Regions from separate parts of the Homo sapiens genome. Here region 1 is linked to region 2. A link is an interaction called in ENCODE POLR2A ChIA-PET data of the cell type or tissue named here. Cell type or tissue: GM12878. All regions are shown on one strand. Links, peaks and the distances in the headings refer to the core of each region. The heading gives the core; the rest is flanking DNA. Region 1 overlaps GPR107 (G protein-coupled receptor 107). Region 2 overlaps FNBP1 (formin binding protein 1).

The links. Peaks named below come from ENCODE experiments on the same cell type or tissue, not always from the same donor. Only the 100,000 strongest peaks of a DNase experiment are listed, where the experiment ranks them.
Region 1: POLR2A ChIA-PET joins it to region 2 with 10 read pairs; 6 of 35 experiments call an interaction of 5 or more read pairs at or near these places.

The regions. Positions count from the first base shown.
Region 1 is chr9:130,089,308-130,092,227 of GRCh38, forward strand. It overlaps GPR107 (G protein-coupled receptor 107), which reads left to right. Exons shown (of 18, transcript NM_020960.5): 8 at 1,569-1,676. Among named protein-coding and RNA genes, the nearest start is that of GPR107, 37 kb to the left of the region's middle. In GM12878, for the core only: no CTCF peak of the experiment used is centred there; no DNase peak of the experiment used is centred there.
Region 2 is chr9:129,955,298-129,958,217 of GRCh38, forward strand. FNBP1 (formin binding protein 1) reads right to left here. Exons shown (of 17, transcript NM_015033.3): 6 at 2,063-2,167. Among named protein-coding and RNA genes, the nearest start is that of FNBP1, 86 kb to the right of the region's middle. In GM12878, for the core only: no CTCF peak of the experiment used is centred there; a DNase peak (open chromatin) is centred at 1,634; H3K27ac peaks cover 2,305 bases.

The DNA of each region.
Region 1 (2,920 bases), core at 266-2,765, 130 kb after region 2:
ACGTGCTGAAACAGCCCATCCGCAGGGTTCTTGGGATGCGTGGAGCAGGCAGTGCATGGGTAGCTTGCGTTTCTCTGGCTTTCCCCCACCTTGGAAAGAAGTCGTCATGATTTCTCGCTGTTCTACCCAGTGTCTCCCAGTCTTGGATGGTGCAGTCCACTCTGAGCGCTTCTGCTTCATTCATGGCGTGGGGATAGTGGTTTATCTACCTAAATACAGGAAGGGGACTGTCAGGGCTTACTCCAACTCTAGAGTTGACATTTTTGTTTTGTTTTTTTCTCTAAGGGTCAGATGCCTACTCTGATCAACTATGATGATTCTATTGATTTTTTAAAAAAAATTATATCTTTTAAACTTTCATATCTTTTTTAGACTTCCCCTGAATCTTTTAAAATAGAAGTTGTCCATGTGTTTAGAAAAGTTTTCTTATTCTGGCTAGCTCAGGGGATTAAAATACACATTCACATTCACCATTGAGTTTGGCACATGGTTTAACATATTAATCATTCCAGCTCATGTGTTCTTGGTCTTTTATTTTTATTTTTGTCAGATGTCTATTTTTCCCCGTTTTTTTAAATTGTGAGGTACAGTATACATGCAGAAGAGTGTGAAGCACTTATATTGAGTTTTAACAAGTAACTATGAACAGTCACCTTTATGATCCACCACCCAGGACAAGAAATAGAACAGTTCCAGCACCTGAGAAACCTTGTGTCTCCCTCGCAGTCCTTCCCAACTCTAGAGCAACCCGTCATGAAAAATGCTACCGTAGTCACTTCCTAGCTTTTCTTTGTAGTTTAATAGGTATATATATGTAGCCCTAAAAATGTATTTCAGGGAGATTTCTTTTTATTGGTAGAACTTATGGCTGAAGTAAAATTTTCTTAGGCTTGACCAAGAAGTCATATTCTCTAAGTCTGTCTGTCTTTTGGTTTACATTAAACTTCATTTAAACTCATGAAATGTATGAAAAACAGAAAACTGTCTAAATGTAGAAAATGTAGCCTTTATTATTCTTCTCTAAAACCATAGTTGTAAATTTTGATGAGGAAATATTGATTGGTTTTCAAGTATAAGATGAGCCTCCTTTTTAAAGAGTATTTTATACCTATAAAGAGCAAAATAATACGTTAGCTTGAAGACTAGATAACCACATCTTAGGTTATCTTTGAAGACTTCCACAAAGCCATCACAAATGGCTAGATCTGTGATAAAACAGGCATAGTAAAATGTTCACTGTAGAAGTGAGGTTGTGGCTATGTATCTTTCACTATACAATTGTCAGCTGTTCTGTATGCTTGAAAATTGTTGTAACAAAATATCGGAAGGGAATCATAGAATAAGAAGATATCTCTTTAAACTCTGCCGTGGGAGAGTCGATAATTTAAGCAGTCTGTCTTTATTTCCTTCAATCCATTAATATTCATAACTTATTTCTAAGGTTTAGAAATATAGCTGAGTAGAATTTGAACAAAAAAGTAAACAATACTTTAAAAGAAAAAATAAAAGAAAAAATATATATCGCTGAGGATTTGGGTACCTTTAAATGTTTTCTTCTTCACTTTCAGTTTTTCTTTAACATCAGCACTGATGACCAAGAAGGCCTTTACAGTCTTTATTTTCATAAATGCCTTGGAAAAGAATTGCCAAGTGACAAGTTTACATTCAGCCTTGATGTGAGTACTGTTTGGAGATTGTTCTACGTGGATTTTGTCAGCATAAAACGGGAGATTTGTTTCTGTATAAGATTAGATTTTAAGAATACTTAAGAAAAGAATGTGGGCAGACACACATTCCTGCCACTGTGCAGGATACTTCAGCAGAGGATTCATAGGAAAATACAAAGCAATTTAGGATGTGTCTGCACTTTAACCTGTGCGTTAAGAATGTGGTTGTTTTGGCTGGGCATGGTGGCTCATGCCTGTAACCCCAGCACTTTGGGAGGCTGAGGTGGGCAGATCACCTGAGTCCAAGAGTTTGAGACCAGTGTGGGCAATATGGCAAAACCCTCTCTCTACAAAAAATGTGAAAAATTAGCCAGGCGTGGTGGTACACACCTCTAGTCCCGGCTACTCAGGTGGGAGGATTTCTTGAGCCCAGGAGGCAGAGGTTACAGTAAACCGAGATTGCATCACTGCACTCCAGCCTGGGCAAAAGGGTGAGACCCTGTCTCAAATTAAAAAAAAAAAGTGGTTGTGTGGTTATTTGCTGGTACTCACTTTTTTTTTTTTTTTTTTTGAGATGGAGTTTCATTCTTGTTGCCCAGGCTGGAGTGCAATGGCATGATCTTGCCTCACCGCAACCTCCATCTCCTGGGTTCAAGTGATTCTCCTTCCTCAGCCTCCTGAGTAGCTGGGATTACAGGCGCCTTTCACAATGCCTGGCTAATTTTTTTTTTTTTTTTTCCAGACGGAGTCTTGCTCTGTCACTCAGGTTGGAGTGCAGTGGTGCAATCTTGGCTCACTGCAACCTCTGCCTCCTGGGTTCAAGTGATTGTCCTTCCTCAGCCTCCCAAGTAGCTGGGATTACAAGGGTGCGCCACCACACCTGGCTAATTTTTGTGTTTTTCGTAGAGACAGGGTTTCACCATGTTGGCCAGGCTGGTCTTGAACTCCTAACCTTGTGATCCACCTACCTCGGCCTCCCAAAGTGCTGGGATTACAGGCGTGAGCCACTGTGCCTGGCCCTAATTTTTTTTGTGTTTTTAGTAGAGACGGGGTTTCACCATGTTGGCCAGGCTGGTGTTGAACTCCTGATCTCAGGTGATCGTGATCCACCCGCCTCAGCCTCCCAAAGTGCTGAGATTACAGGTGTGAGCCACCATGCCCAGCCACTGGTACTTACTTTCTTAAGCTTAAGTGAAACAACTGAGATTCCAAATTGCTGAATAAGGGATGATATGTTTCTGAAAAGTAAAAAT
Region 2 (2,920 bases), core at 221-2,720:
ATTGTGGCTCACTGCAAACTCTGCCTCCCAGGACCGAGCAATCCTCCCACCTTGGCCTCCGGAGTAGCTGGGACCACAGACATGGGCTACCATGCTCCACTAATTTTTCTGTATTTTTTATGGAGAAAGGGTCTCACCATGTTGCCCAGGCTGGATCTGAACTCCTGGACTCAAACAATCTGCTCACCTTGGCCTCCCAAAGTGCTGGGATTATAGGCATGAGCCCATACACCACACCAAAAAAAAAAAAAAAATTATTTATTTAGAGACAGGGTCATTAGCAGGGTGTGGTGGGCTCCTGTAGTCCCAGCTACTCAGGAGGCTGAGGCAGGAGGATCACTTGAGCCCTGAAGACAGAGGTTGTTGTTAGCCAAGATCACACCACTGCACTCCAGCCTAGGCGATACAGCGAGACTCTGTCTCAAAAAATAAAATAAAATAAAAAATAAAAATAAATAAATAAACATAAAAAATAAAATAAAAAGAGACCATATCTCGGTATCTCTAAAATATATACATATATACTTCTTTTAGCGCGCACACACACACACACACACACACACACATATATGAATGATACATACACTGATTTGCCTCATTCAACATAAAATATCTTTTGAAACTTTGGGCTAATCTAACTTATTTTAATTGAATAACATTTTAAATATTTAACTTTAGCAGCAAATTAATGTCTTTTGGTAAAGTAAGTATCTCCATTTTGAGATCAAATACAGATATTGAGAACACTCCCCTGCTCCTGAGATGGGGTCTCGTTATGTTGCCCAGTCTGGACTCCTGGGCTCAAGCAATCCTCTTGCTTCAGTCTCCTAAGTAGCTGAGTCTAGGGGTATGTGCCACAGCACCTGGCAAGAATATGTATTTTAATATATTTAATAATTTTAGAGAAAGGCATACTAATATTAACGTATACCTAGTCTTTAAGCAAGGAATTTGGCAGAATTTGGCAAATAATAGTTCACACCATTTCCCAACTAAACTCAACTCTAACTGATCTGTCAAAAGCTCAACAAATCTATAAAAACTCAGTGCTTTCACCCACATACAGCATGAAGCTATGAATGCCCAAACAACCATGGGCATCATGAATGAGTCCTTGTTATGTAAAAGCCTAATTTTGTTTACATTGTATTGATGACTTTAATAAAAATAAAATTCAGCTTCTAGGGAAAAAACGCATATTGAGCCACAATGAGAAACAGTATACACTTTATAATATTTCTAGTTGGCAATACAAGTCCATTTAGAGAAAAGCTTTTGAGAGGACTGAAATATGCAAGGCTTCAACTACAACCTCACTGTTATCAACCAGGAGGAATCAATTAGAAGTCAGGCAAGCAGTGAGACTATTGCTCTAAAGGAACCATTATAAGCAGCCAAGCTCTTCCAGATGGCCCTGTCCTGTCTCCTCCGGCTCTCAAGAAATTGACTTTCTCTTTGAAAAGCCATTAAGAGCCACAACCTTCTGGAACGTTGTTCCCAGACTGTTCATAGTCTAAGTCTCCACTTTATCACCCTGGTGACTCAACAGATAAAACGTCTCAAATTCTAACACCGAAGATTCCCCACACTTGAGCTTCTGGTCCCCACAATGGTTGACACAAAATGAAAATGATTCCCCATGTAGCGCCTTTTGTGGCTACATTAGAAATGAGAACTTGGGGATGGGTGGTCGGTGATGAACACTCACAGGGGAAATGAAAGACACACTTGAGCTTTCTTTTGTCTTTTTTTTTTTTTGGCGATAGTTTCGCTCTTGTTACCCAGGCTGGAGTGCAGTGGCGTGATCTTGGCTCACTGCAGCCAACGCCTCCTGGGCTCAAGCGATTCTCCTGCCTCAGCCTCCCTAGTAGTTGGGATTATAGGTGCCTGCCACTGCACTCAGCTAATTTTTGTGTTTTTCGTAGAGATGGGGTTTCACCATCTTGGCCAGGCTGGTCTCGAACTCCTGGCCTCAGGTGATCCGCTCACCTCAGCCTCCCAAAGTGCTGGGATTACAGGCGTGAGCCACCGTGCCCGGCCCACACTTGAGCTTTCACCTCACCTTTTCAACATCCGCTTTTGTGACATTGATGTCAGCGTCCATTTTCTCAAAGTACTGCTGCGCCCTGTCCGCCTCTTTGCAATCGCGTTCAAATCGCCTTTTACTCTAAAATCAGAGGAAAATAATTATGAAACCATAAGAGTCCTACGAGAAGATGTAATTTTATCTAAAGCTCCCAAAGAGCATTGTTCTTTTTCTTTTTTTTTTCTTCAGTCAGGGTCTCACTTTGTCACCCAGGCTGGAGTGCAGTGGCGCCATCTTGGCTCACTGCAGCTTTGACCTTCCCGGCTCAGGTGATCCTCCCACCTCAGCCTCACTAGCTGCTGTGACTACAGGCATGCACCACCATGCCCAGCTAATTTTTGCATTTTTTTGTAGAGACTAGGTTTTGTCATGTTGCCCATGCTGGTCTTGAGCTTCTGAGCTCAAGCAATCCTCCCGCCTCTGCCTCCCAAATTGCTGGGATTACAGGCGTGAGCCAATGTGTCTGGCCCAAGAATACTCTTCTCTGAATTGATTTCTTATATGTCATAATTTCTAGAAGTTATTTTAAAATCTGCATTTATTTCCATCAAAACTGTCTAATCTTTATTATTTCCACGTGACTTTTAGAAAAATACTCAACTTGAGCTCTTTTGGCTCAACTTTAGATAATGGTTCTAGAAACAAATTAAATGAGAAAAATCTATAAAGATGTTTCATTAGTGTTTTTATGTGCATGTTTTTTACTTTCTGATTGACTCAAGCTTAAATTAAATTGAAACTGGAAAATCTATAAAGACATTTCCTAGGCTGGGTGCAGTGGCTCACGCCTGTAATCCCAGAACTTTGGGAGGCCGAGGTGGGCGAATCACTTCA